Regions from separate parts of the Homo sapiens genome. Here region 1 is linked to region 2. A link is an interaction called in ENCODE POLR2A ChIA-PET data of the cell type or tissue named here. Cell type or tissue: OCI-LY7. All regions are shown on one strand. Links, peaks and the distances in the headings refer to the core of each region. The heading gives the core; the rest is flanking DNA. Region 1 overlaps CASP10 (caspase 10). Region 2 overlaps LOC105373836 (a long non-coding RNA gene).

What was found. ChIA-PET counts read pairs that join two places held together with the same protein. Peaks named below come from ENCODE experiments on the same cell type or tissue, not always from the same donor. Only the 100,000 strongest peaks of a DNase experiment are listed, where the experiment ranks them.
Region 1: POLR2A ChIA-PET joins it to region 2 with 7 read pairs; 13 of 35 experiments call an interaction of 5 or more read pairs at or near these places.

The regions. Positions count from the first base shown.
Region 1 is chr2:201,201,129-201,207,713 of GRCh38, forward strand. It overlaps CASP10 (caspase 10), which reads left to right. Exons shown (of 10, transcript NM_032977.4): 6 at 2,602-2,638; 7 at 4,754-4,845. Among named protein-coding and RNA genes, the nearest start is that of CASP10, 21 kb to the left of the region's middle. In OCI-LY7, for the core only: no CTCF peak of the experiment used is centred there; a DNase peak (open chromatin) is centred at 3,723.
Region 2 is chr2:201,100,602-201,107,186 of GRCh38, forward strand. It overlaps LOC105373836 (a long non-coding RNA gene), which reads right to left. Exons shown (of 3, transcript XR_923785.3): 3 at 4,903-5,202. It also overlaps the pseudogene RPL17P10. Among named protein-coding and RNA genes, the nearest start is that of CFLAR, 12 kb to the right of the region's middle. In OCI-LY7, for the core only: no CTCF peak of the experiment used is centred there; no DNase peak of the experiment used is centred there.

The DNA.
Region 1 (6,585 bases), core at 1,298-5,297, 100 kb after region 2:
AACCTCAGCCTCCCGGGTTCAAATGATTCTCATGCCTCAGCTTCCCTAGTAGCTGGGATTACAGGCACCCGCCACCATGCCTGGCTAATTTTTTTTGTATTTTTAGTAGATACAGGATTTCACCATGTTGACTTAAGGTGATCCACCCTCCTGAGTCTCCCAAAGTGCTGGGATTACAGGCATGAGCTATTGTGCATGGCCATCCCAGAAGCTCTTTAAAATGTGGTTTTCCAGCACTGACATTTTAGGATTCCCTAATTCTAAGTTAAATTGTCTGCTAAATGTAACTCTTCCCACCCACTTTTTCAACTTGTTTTGTGCTCAGATACTGACATGCATGTAGAAACACACACACACACACACACACGATTCTGCTCGTTGTCTTTGAGAAATTCAGTGGTTTCTAAAGGGGCATGGCTCAGCTGTGGCCTCTGAAGCGCTGTGGTTCCGCTGACGTGGGATGATAACTTGGCCACGGCACATGCAGTAGGGGGATAGTCGTGGCAGTACTAGAAGTGCAAAGGGGACTGGGGCACAGCATCTCACGTGTTTTCACAGACTTTTAAGGTTGGAAGGTGTCTTAAAAGTTATCTGGGCAGCCCTTTCCCTCTCCATCAAATGATGAATAAAATAAAACTTGGTGAAACATCTCATGTTTCTTAAGCACCTGAGGATTTTTTTTTTAAATTTAAAAGAACACTGCCAATAATTGGGCTCAATGAGAAGGAACTCTCATCGAATTTTAAGCAACATCTCCTAATATGTTTAAAAATTAAATTTATTTTTTTCTCAGCCCCCTGCAACTTCAGCCTCCCAGGTTCAAGTGATTTTCCTGCCTCAGCCTCCTGAGTAGCTGGGATTACAGGCACGTGCCACCGCACCCAGCAAATTTTTTGTATTTTTAGTAGAGATGGGGTTTCGCCATGTTGGCCAGGCTGGTCTCGAACTCCTGACCTCAGGTGATCCACCTGCTTCAGCTCCCAAAGTGCTGGGATTACAGGCGTGAGCCACCGTACCCGGCCAAATCGATTTTTTTGAGTGTGGCATAAGGTTTTCTTAAGGAGAGGCATGTCTCTCTATGGAGGAGACCTAACACCTGCTTCTTTATAAGGCCTTATTGGACCCCTCTTGAAAACTATCAAAAGAAGTTGAAAGATGATTCAGTGTGGCCAGGCTGTGGGACATTCACTCATTCATTCATTCATTCCTCTCTGACATAGAGACTTGAGAGGTGTCAACAGAGGATGCAACATTCTCGGGAGAAGAAAGGCAGATTAGACCTTAAAGCTTTTTTCTAGTCCCTGTTCTGGCTGACTTTATCAGCCAAGGGAAGAACAAATCAAGGAAAGCCAGGGCCTGGAGGGGCTGGGCAGAGCCTGCTGCTGTGTCTGCATTGCCCCTAATCCCAGAAGACTCACTCAACTGCTGGACAAAACCAGAAGGCAGTCTGGCCAGGCCCTTGTCTGCCTCTTAGAAGAAATCTAGGATTCTACAGGAAGGGAACAGTGGCTTATGAAAAGAAAGGCAGGAAGCCTTTTGGAAAGTGAAGCTAAGCCTCCTTTGCATTTGTTCCTGCAGAGCTGGGGGAACAGCTCTTCCCCAACACCTTGGTCAGGTCCCCTTGGGGGCTTTCTGCTGAAGGCTGACGGCTGAGAGTCATAGGGGGAAGGGGGTGATGGTGAATGGGGAGGAGGGTACAGAAAAGACAGGGTCTTAGACTTTGTTTTAATTTTGTATTTAATTATATAAAACATTAATGTATGCCCAAGGTAGTGCATCCTTGCCTCTCCTCCCCACCTCGATTGCCATTTTTATTTGTTTTTTGATTTATCTTATTACTTTTGAAAAAAATCCAACGTATATCTTCCCTTTATTACAAAAGAGGTAGTGCACTCAAATACCATTTCATTTTGCTTTCTCCATATGACAGCATCCCCTGGAGAAGGGTATAGAGGCTGTCCTTGGCATCTTACTCCACTATGTGGACATACCACAGCTTTTTCAATCACTTCCTATTGGTGGACATTAGGCTATTTCCAGTCCTTAGTGTAAATAATGCTGCAATGAGTAAGTACCCTTGAGCATATGTCACACTGTATTTTTGCCAGTGCGTCTTTGTGAACCTTCTCCTTTGGATGGAGAGAGTTGGTTCTCTTCCCATTTCCTGCCAATGAACTTTCTTTTTTTTTTTTTTTTGAGACAGAGTCTTGCTCTGTCACCCAGGCTGGAGTGCAGTTGCGCAATCTCGGCCCACTGCAACCTCTGCCTCCCAGGTTCAAGTGATTCTCCTGCCTCAGCCTCCTGAGTAGCTGGGATTACTGGCATGCGCTACCACACCCGGCTAATTTTTTTATTTTTAGTAGAGGTGGGGTTTCACCATGTTAGTCAGGCTGGTCTCGAACTCCTGACCTCAGGTGATCCACCTGCCTTGGCCTCCCAAAGTGCTGGGATTACAGGCATGAGCCACCGCAACCGGCCCAATGACCTTTTCTGTGGCTGTGGATTAGATATCTGTCCTTCCCTGCATCAAGTCTAGTTTTTGTTCCTCATCCTAACTGTGTGAAATTCCTATGTTTCATGCCCTCCTTTCTTTTTTCTCAGCAGGAGTCCTGGCAAAATAAGCATGCAGGTAGTAATGGTAGGTATTTCTAATGTACTTTTTACAACTTAGATCGGTATGGTAGGGATAGACATATTTGATATATACCAAGGAATTCAAGGTGACTTGGAAGAGAAGCTTTATAAATAATGAATAATTCATTTTTTATTCCAATTCAAGGCAAGACATTGAATGCATGGATTGTACTAGGCTTTTCTATGGCAGTATGGAGAGGGCTGGGTGGTTTCTGCTCTGAATGCCTAGTATAGCAGATTCTAGGGACTGCAGGCGGCTGTTCTTCCTCCACCCTTCAGAATTAGGCCACCCTCTGTGCAGCAGAAACAGCCCCCGCAGGGCTGAAGCCTTCAGGCCAGTAGTGACAGCAGAATGTGCAGTCTGGGTGCGTGTCCTCTATGGAGTGGTTCCAGATGTTGCTTCAGAGGGAGAGAAGAAGCAAGAGGAGGGACTTGAGGATGGTGTGTTTAGTTCCCTGAATCCCTGCCCAGAAACCATAACCTTAGGAAAATATTCCAGAATCTGCCATCAGGTTAAACTGCTTATGAACAAACAGGCTTTGGCGAAGTCTTTCTGTGGTATGTAAAGTTTGTCACAGACCATTCCTCATTTTTTTTTCTGGAAAATTATCCTTCAGAGTCCAAGACACACAGCTTTGCTAGCAATTTGTCTTTTTGCCTAACACGGAGGTTGTGTGCTATGATGTTGGTGACATTGACCAGGTCACCATTATTAAGCACTTGTCACATACTAGGCACTGTTCAGAGAGATTTCAGGGATTATATCATTTATTCCTCCATTCACTGGAGGTAGGTAATACTGTTATTCTCACTAATGATGAGGAAACTGAGACCCATGAAATCTAGTGCTTTGCACTGCAGCTAAAAGGCACCGCAGCTAAAAAGAAGTGAAGCTGGGATTTGAACCCAGCTGTCTGATTCCAGAGCTTACTCTCCTAAGGCCAGGCTATCCCAGTGTCTATTTATGTGAGCTCAGGTGACTGCTTCACCCCTCTGAAGAATAAAGCAGTTTCTTTCAGCTTTACAATTCTGCGGTTCCAACATTTAGACGTGACTTCCCGTGGAGCATTACCTTCTCTCATGGTGAGGAGGAATTTATAGGTGCTCTGAGCCACTGAAGCGTGGATCCCTTTTGCTGTATTTTCTGGTCTGGGGAATATGGACTTGCTCAGCCTGAGGACTGACCCTTAGCAGTAGTTAATAACTAACTCATGCCCCAGAGACAAGGACAGAGTTTGGTGGGTTCTACTACAAACTTCCTGTGAGTGGAAAAAGAAAACTGTTTGATGTTACATTTTCCTGTTAGTGCCATGTGACAAATAATGCATTGCTGACTTTCTCTCTGTGATAGAGTCTTTTCCAGAGGAATCAGGGAGTTGGCAGGAACACTTCAAAGCAGTGTGATCCTCAGTCGATGCCCAACTGGAACTTTCTTTTTCCCCTCTTTTTTCTTTTCTTTTCTTTTCTTTTTTTTTTTTTTGAGACAGGGCCTCACTCTGTTGCCTAGGCTGGAGTGCAGTGGTGTAATCACAGCTCACTGCAGCCTTGACCCCTCGGACTCAGGTGATCCTCCCACCTCAACGTCCCAGGAAGCTGGGACTACAGGCAATGTGTCACCATGCCCAGCTAATTTTTTGTATTTTTTTTTTCTAGAGATGGGGTCTCACTAAGTTGTCCAGGCTGGTCTTGAACTCCTGGGCTCAAGCGATCAGCCCGTCTTGGCCTCCCAAAGTGCTGGGATTACAGGCATGAGCCACCACGCCCAGCCTCCCTCTTTTTCCTTCTCTAGGGAAGAGGTCCACCTAGCCTCTTTATATCCAGTGACATAAATGCTGACTCAATCCAACCATACTTGAGCTGGAAGCCTTGAGCTGATCCATGGGATCTTAATTAATTCCCCACCCAATCCCTGCCAGCAGCATAGTTTCCAACCCAGACAAAGCAAAAAAGAATGCGAAGACACATCAGTCTCTCCCATCAGGAAGGGCATGGTGGCTGAATTTGTCTCAGGAGGGCCTTGAGAGAAGCATAATTCTCCAGAATTAGATGCGAAAATTATCAGTGAAGAAATCTAAGTGCTTGGGGAAGATATTTGGAGTCTGAGTACCTCTCTTTCTAGGTAACAGAGCCACAAATGGTGCACCAAGCCTGGTCTCCAGGGGGATGCAAGGAGCATCTGCTAACACTCTAAACTCTGAAACCAGCACAAAGGTCTGGATGGTTTCTTTTATTCCTTTTTTAATAAAAAAATTTTTTTTCCAAATTTAATCAAAAGGACGGTTTCTTTAGGGGCTCTCTCCCTAGGGTCCAGCCTTCGATGATTTTAAGGGCTCCGAGCTGTTTGTTTCAGACTTGTTTCTCCCTCTCTCTGTAATTATCTCTGTTCTTCCCACCTTTTTCTGTATCAATCAGAAGTGACTGATCCCTTTGACTGTGGAGGAAATGCTGTTACACTTTGAGTCATGCATACCCTTTGGGTTATTTCTGGAGAGGGGTAGTTTCTTTTCTTATCCATTGAAGCCACTTGTTTTCTGCTTGGATAAAGATGTACCACGATTTCAAGGATGATTTTAGCTGCCCAGAGGCTCTGCTAAAGCCAGCTCAGCTAATTTGCAATCACATGCTGTTTACAATAGCCTTAAAAAATAATTGCACATGTTTTTAAATTCCTACTGTGAATATATATATATATTGAATTTTAAAAATTGAATATACAGCCATCTTTATATACATATGAATATATATCAGCCATCTTTATATATATATGAATATATATGTGTATATATATACTTTATTTATAAGTATACTTTATATATATATACTTATATATTAAGTGTATATATATATATACACACACTCATATATATATTCACATATATATAAAGATGGCGGTCTCACTGTGTTGCCCAGGCTTGTCCTGAACTCTCAGGCTCAAGGAATTCTCCTGCCTCAGCCACCCAAGTACCACCATGCCAGCTTGTATATTATTTTTATATTCAGAAATAAAATTACAAAAGATTTCCCTTTTTTGAAGGCATTAGATCACTCCAGAAATGAACCATCTGAAAAAAATCTTTGATATTTATGTTGTCTCATGAAATCCTTGTGTATGCTTTCTTCATTCATGTTGCTAATATGAAAGTGAAGATGCTTTTGCATAAACCCTGGGTTTGACAATATTAAAATATATATTCCATTTTCTTAACTGTCATGATTGAGCTTCTCCAGCCAAACCAGGTGAAGTCTGAATTTTAATCAGGATCTGGCATTTCACCTTGGAATTAATTAGCTAATTCCACACTAGGGCCAGGATCTTGAGAACTCTCTGCCTCTGATACTGGGAGTGGCATCCTGAAAGAAAGGAACTGTCTAATCTTTAGTGCAAATGAGATTTATCCTTTGTCCTGGGCTCTAGGACTTAAAAAAGAATCTTTGAAATTTTATTCAGATCACAATTGTGCAGTAAAAGTGAGTTGCAGAGTAGTCAGAATCCCCAGTTTTTCAATATGTGACTTCAGAAATAATGTGGCATAAATACCCCAAGGGGTTTAGACTAGAGTATAAAAACATGGTTTTGGACAGGCATGGTGGCTCATGCCTGTAATCCTAGCACTTTGGGAGGCTGAGGTGGGCGAATCACTTGAGGTCAGGAGTTCAAGACCAGCCTGGCCAACATGGTGAAACTCTACCTCAACCAAAAATACAAAAATTATCGGCTGGGCGCGGTGGCTCATGCCTGTAATCCCAGCACTTTGGGAGGACGAGGTGGGCGGATCACAAGGTCAAGAGATCAAGACCATCCTGGCCAACATAGTGAAACCCCGTCTCTACTAAAAATACAAAAATTACCTGGGCATGGTGGCGGGCGCCTGTAGTCCCAGCTACTCGGGAGGCTGAGGCAGAAGACTCGCTTGAACCCAGGAGGTGGAGGTTGCAGTGAGCTGAGATCAC
Region 2 (6,585 bases), core at 892-4,891:
CATTTAAAAAGTCTTAGCCAGGCATGGTGGCTCACACCTGTGATCTCAGGACTTTGGGAGGCCGAGGCCGGAGGACTGCATGAGCCCTGGAGTCCAAGACCAGCCTGGGCAACATAGGGAGACCTTGTCTCTACAAAAAAAGTAAAAATTAGCCAGGTATGATGGCATGTGCCTTTAGTACTAGCTACTTAGGAAGCTGAGGTAGGAGGACTGCTTGAGTCTAGGAGATCGAGGCTACAGTGAGCCATGTTTGCACCACTACACTTGAGCCTGGGCAACAGAACAAGACCCCATCTCAAAAAAGAAAAAAATAAAAAGTCTGGAATGGAGCAGACACTAAACTTCATATCCTGGCAAAATTCCAGAGATACTGTGTCTTTAGCTTAGTCCTTTCCTGTCCAAAGGGCAAGTTATGGGACAGATTGATAGATCATTCATATCCAAGGAATAGCACTGATTTTAAGCAATTTGATTATCATGTTTGTTGGTGCAATTTTATTCATGTTTCTTGTACCTGGGGTTCATCGAACTTCTTTTTTTATAATTTCAATAAGTTTTTGGGGAACAAGTGGTGTTTGGTTCCATGAATAAGTTCTTTAGTGATGATTTCTGAGATTTTGGTGCACCTATCACCTGACCAGTGCACACTGTACCAAATATGTAGTCTTTTATCCCTCACCTCCCTCTCACTCTTTTCCCCAAGTCCCCAAAGTCCATTGTATCATTCTTATGCCTTTGTGTCCTCATAGCTTAGCTCCCGCTTTTTTTTTTTTTTTTTTTGAGACAAAGTCTCATTTGCTCTGTCACCCAGGCTGGAGTGCGGTGGTGCGATCTTGGCTCACTGCAACCCCCTCTCCCAAGTTCAAGTGATTCTCCTCCCTCAGCCTCCTGAGTAGCTGGGATTACAGGTGAGCACCACAAGCCCAGCTAATTTTTGTATTTTTAGTAGAGATGAGGTTTCACCATGTTGGCCAGACTGGTCTCAAACACCTGGCCTCAAGTGATCCGCCTACCTTAACCTCCCAAAGTGCTGAGATTACAGGCATAAGCCACTGCACCCGGTCGCTTAGCTCCCACTTGCAAGTGAGAACATAATGACATTTGGTTTTCTATTCCTGTGTTACTTCACTTAGAATAATGGTCTCCAAATGCAAACTTTTTTTTTTTCTTTTTTCTGAGACGGATGCTCTGTCGCCCAGGCTGGAGTGCAGTGGCATGATCTAGGCTCACTGCAACCCCTGCCTCCTGAGTTCAAGCGATTCTCCTGCCTCAGCTTCCCGAGTAGCTGGGATTACAGGCGCACACCACCATGTCCAGCTAATTTTTGTATTTTAGTAGAGACGGAGTTTCACCAAGTTGGCCAGGCTGGTCGCGAACTCCTGACCTCAAATGATCCACCCGCCTCGGCCTCCCAAAGTGCTGGGATTGTAGGCATGAGCCACCACACCTGGCCACAAACTTTTATTAGCATTTATTTTATTCTGAATTTATTCCCATGCCACAAGTTTTTGTTTTTGTTTCTTCAGTTACTTTTGAGATATCTTTTTCTTCAATTCAACTTCCTCTTCTGGTTAAAGAATAATTTGTTCTGGCCGGGTGCGGCGGCTCATGCCTGTAATCCCAACACTTTGGAAGGCCGAGGCGGGCGGATCACTTGAGGCCAGGAATTCGAGACCAGCCTGGGCAACATGCTGAAAGCTGGTCTCTACTAAAAATACAAAAATTAGCCGGGCATGGTGGCACTGGCCTGTAATCCCAGCTACTCGGAAGGCTGAGGAAGGAGAATTGCTTGAACCTGGGAGTCAGAGGTTGCAATGAGCCGAGATGGCGCCATTGCACTCCAGCCTGGGTGACAGAGCAAGACTCTGTCTCAAAAAAAAAAAAAAAAAAAAAGAATTTGTTCTTTTCAGTAAGGATCATCTCGATGTGGCAGGCAGAGGTCACGTATGGGTTAATCTGACCATGAGCTCTGTAAGTCCAGCAGTGCATCTTGGGTGCTTTGTTCACCTGGATAGGCTCAATGATCAGAGAATCTATATCCAAAACCTTAAATTCAGCATTACTCTGCATTTTTAAGCATGTGCAGCAAAAATTCAGTACTCTTTTTGGGCCAGCAACCCTGTATCTAGCCCCACTGTCTGGCCTGGGCACACCTACCAACTCCACCATTGTAGCGTGGTTTCTACACAGTACTTTTATAAAGTGACATCTTTCAGAATACTTGGTGGCTTCTCGTGTATGCCTACCCTTGATGGCCCAGATAATTTCACCCGTATTCTTAAAGAAAACAAAGATTTGAACCTTTTGATTTGCATGATTTTGTGAAGTTTTCTAGGACAAATGAATAGTGAACCATTTTCACAGATCACCTCAGGCTGCTTAGAGGAAGCGAGCTCATTAAGCTTCTTTGATCAAAGGGTTTGTTTTTATCTAATTTGGAATTTTTCAGCCATTATTTCTTTAAATATTTTTTCTTTTTCTTTTTCTTTTTTTTTTTTTGAGACAGAGTCTTGCTGTGTTGCCCAGGCTGGATTGTAGTGGCGCAGTCTGGGCTCACTGCAACCTCTCCCTCCCGGGTTCAAGCGATTCTCCTGCCTTAGCCTCCCGAGTAGCTGGGAATACAGGCACCCGCCACCACATTCGGCTAATTTTTGTTATTTTTTTAGTAGACAGTGTTTTGCCATGTTGGTCAGGCTGGTCTCAAACTCCTGACCTTAGGTGATCCACCCGCCTTGGCCTCTCCCAAAGTGCTGGGATTACAGGCATGAATGAGCCACAGCGCCCGACCTCTTCAAGTATTTTTTCTATCTCCCATCCTCTCCTTCAGGGAATTTAATTACACATATATTAGCCTCCCTGATACTGTGTTATGGTTTCCCTGATACTCTTTATTTTTCTCTTTCAGTAATTTTTCTGTTTTTCATTTTTCTATTATTATTATCTTTTGAGATGGAATCTCGCTCTGTCGCACTCAGGCTGGAGTGCAATGTCACAATCTTGGCTCACTGCAACCTCCACCTCTCAGGTTCAAGTGATTCTCCTGCCAGCCTCCCGAGTAGCTGGGTTTACAGGCGCCCACCACCACGCTAGGCTAATTTTTGTATTTTTAGTAGAGATGGGGTTTTGCCATGTTGGCCAGGCTGGTCTCAAACTCCTGACCTCAAGTGATCTGCCCACCTCAGCTTCTCAAAGTGCTGGGGTTACAGGCATGAGCCACCATGCAAGGCCTCTGTATTTCATTTTAGATAATTTATATTGTGTGTCTTCATGTTCACTAATCTTTTCTTCAGTATCTAATCTGCTTTTAACCTCATGCAATGTATTCTTCACCTCAGACATTGTAGTTTGCATCTAGAAGTTTTTTTGTGTGTGTTTTTTGGTGGTTGTTTGTTTTGTAGAGATGAATGTCTTGCTATGTTGCCCAGGCTGGTCTTGAACTCCTGGCCTCAAGTGATTCCTGTCTTAGCCTCCCAAAGTGCTGGGGTTATGGGCATGAGCCACCACATCTGGCCCATCTAGAGCTTTTTTTCTTTTTTAGAGACAGTGTCTCGCTCTGTCACCCAGGCTGGAGTGGTGCAACGGCACAATCATAGCTTACTGTAGCCTTGAATTCTTGGCCTCAAGGAGTCCTTCTGTTTCAACCTCTTGAATAGCTGAGAGTGTGTGCCACCGTGCCCAGTTAATTTTTTTATTTTGTAAAGATGAGATATCTGTTTATTGCCTGGGTTGATCTCAAACTCCTGGCCTCAAGCGATGCTCCCACCTTGGCCTCTCAAAGTGCTGGGATTACAGGTGTGAGCCACTGCATCTGGCCCCATCTATAGTTTTAATACGAGTCTTTATATCTTCCATGTCTCAACTTAACATGCTCAGTCTTTCCTCTATCTTATTGAAATATGGCTATAGAATCTGTTTTAGTATCCCTATCTACTAATTATTTTGCTTGTTTGTTTTACCTCACCTCAAAAGCCAAGGCAAATATACTAATTCTATTACCTATGGCATTTCTGGGTGTAATTCTATTGATTGATTGATTGTTATTGTCCTCATATGAGTGATCTTTTCCTGGTTCTTTGCTCTTTTGTATTTTTTTTTAAGATATGGAGTCTTGCTACTTGCCCAGGCTAGAATGCAGGTAGACATTTTGTCTACATGGTTTTTCAGTTGTTTCAGGCAGGAGGATACACCAGTCCCTGTTACTCCAGCTTGCCAGAGCAGAACATGTAAATTCAACAGAACCACAGATGGTTGTGTATACTGCATTTAGGCTTTTCCACATTCTTAGATTTACATGGCCTTACCATTTGCAAAGAATAAAGCAGGCAGGGTGCAGTGGCTCACACCTGTAATCCCAGCACTTTGGGAGGCTAAGGCAGGAGGACTGCTTGAGCCCAGGAGTTCAAGACCAGCCTGGGCAACATAGTGAGACCCTGTCTCTACAAATAATAAAAAATTAGCTGGGAATGGTGGCATGTGCATGTAGCCCCAGCTACTGAGGATTCCTTGAGCCTGGGAGGTCTAGGTGGCAGTGAGCCATGATCATGCTACTACACTCTAGCCTGAGCAACAGTGGGAGCCCCTGTCTCAAAAAACAAACAAACAAACAAAATAGATTAATCAAGGGGATAAAAATAAAAAGTAAAAAAAATTCATATGCAGTCACACAGGAGGTGCAAAGCACCTCCCTGATAAATGTCTTCCAAGTGGAATGTATCTTTGTTTTTATCAAACATCAGGGAATGTATTTTTCTCTGGATATGGTGTTTTTGACTAATATTTGCACAGAAATTGTTCATATTTCTGCCCCCCCAAAAAAACCTCAAGATAAGATTTTTAAGGAAAATTATGTGCATGAAAAGTCTTACATTGTATCCCAAATACAATTGGGGGAATACAGAATCATGTGTAGATATTTTTCCAACTTTTTATTTTCAAACCTGAAAACCAGGCCGGGTGTGGTGGCTCACGCCTATAATCCCAGAACTTTGGGAAGCCTAGGTGAGTAGATCACATGAGGCCAGGAGTTCGAGACCAGCCTGGCCAACATGGCAAAATCTTGTCTTTACTAAAAATACAAAAATTAGCTGGGCATGGTAGCACACACCTGTAGTCCCAGCTACTCGGAAGGCTGAGGCATGAGAATTGCTTGAACCCGGGAGATGGAGGTTGCAGTCAGCTGAGATCGTGCCAATGCATTGCAACCTGGGTGACAGAGAGAGACTTTGTCTCAAACAAAACAAAACCTGAAAACCAGAAAATTTAAAGAATACACATATACCCTTTACCTACAGACACCAATTGTTAACATTTAGCCACATTTACTTTATCTCTCTCTCTAGACACACACATACACACACACTTTGCTGAATCATTGACAGTAATGTGCAGACATCATGATACTTTACCCCTAGATTCTTCAGTGTGTGTTTTCTATGAACAAAGACATTCTCCTACATGATCACAATATCACTATCATACCTGCAATAGACTGAATGTTTCCCCCTGAAACTCATATGTTGAAACCTAATCCCCAGTGTGATGGCATTTGGAGGTGAGGCCTTTGGGAGATGAAAAGGTCATGAGGGTGGAACCCTCATGAATGGGATTAGTGCCCTTATAAAAGAGATCATAGAGAGCTCCCTTGCCCCTTCTACCATATGAGGGCACAGTGAGAAGATGACCACATCTATAAGCCAGAAGGCAGGCCCTCACCAGACTCTGAATCTGCCAGTGATCTTGGATTTCCCAGCTCCAGAAGTGTTAGAAATAAATTTCTGTTGTTTATAAGCTACCTAGTCTATGGTATTTTATCATATCAGCCCAAATGAATTAAGACAATACCCATGAAATTTAACATACACAATAGTGTCTAATGTACAGGCTATACCAAAATTTCCATTTCCCTGTAACTGACATTTATCCTCTTATCTCCAAAATAACTCTTCTCTGCCAGGCGTGGTGGCTCATGCCTGTAATCCCAGCACTTTGGGAGGCCGAGGCGGGTGGATCACCTGAGGTCAGGAGTTCGAGACCAGCCAGGCCAACATGGTGAAACTCCATCTCTACTAAAAATACAAAAAATTAGCCAGCGTGGTGGCAGGTGCCTGTAATCCCAGCTACTTGGGCGTCTGAGGCAGAAGAAACACTTGAACCCGGGAGGTGGAGGTTGCAGTGACCTGAGTCTGTGCCACTGCACTCCAGCCTGGGCAACAAGAGTGAAACTCCATCTCAAAAACAAAAACAAAACCCTCTTCTTCCTTTTATGCCCCCAACAGTTATGGGCCCTCCCCAAAGCTAAACCAATGCTCTCACCAAAGCAAAGCATGCCCAGTTCTTCATAGCCTTGATCTACCATCACTACACATATTATTCCATTTATTCCTTATACAAGAAGGTATTATCTCTATTATCTCATTTATTCCTTAAACAAGAAGGTATTCACTATCTCTATTATAAGAAAAATTAGGTTCAGAGAGATTCATTAACTTGGCTACAGTCACACAGATATTTATTAAGTCTCAGAGTCAAAATTTGAACTCAGATCTCTGACTTCACAGCCCATGTTCTTTCTGCTACGCCACACTG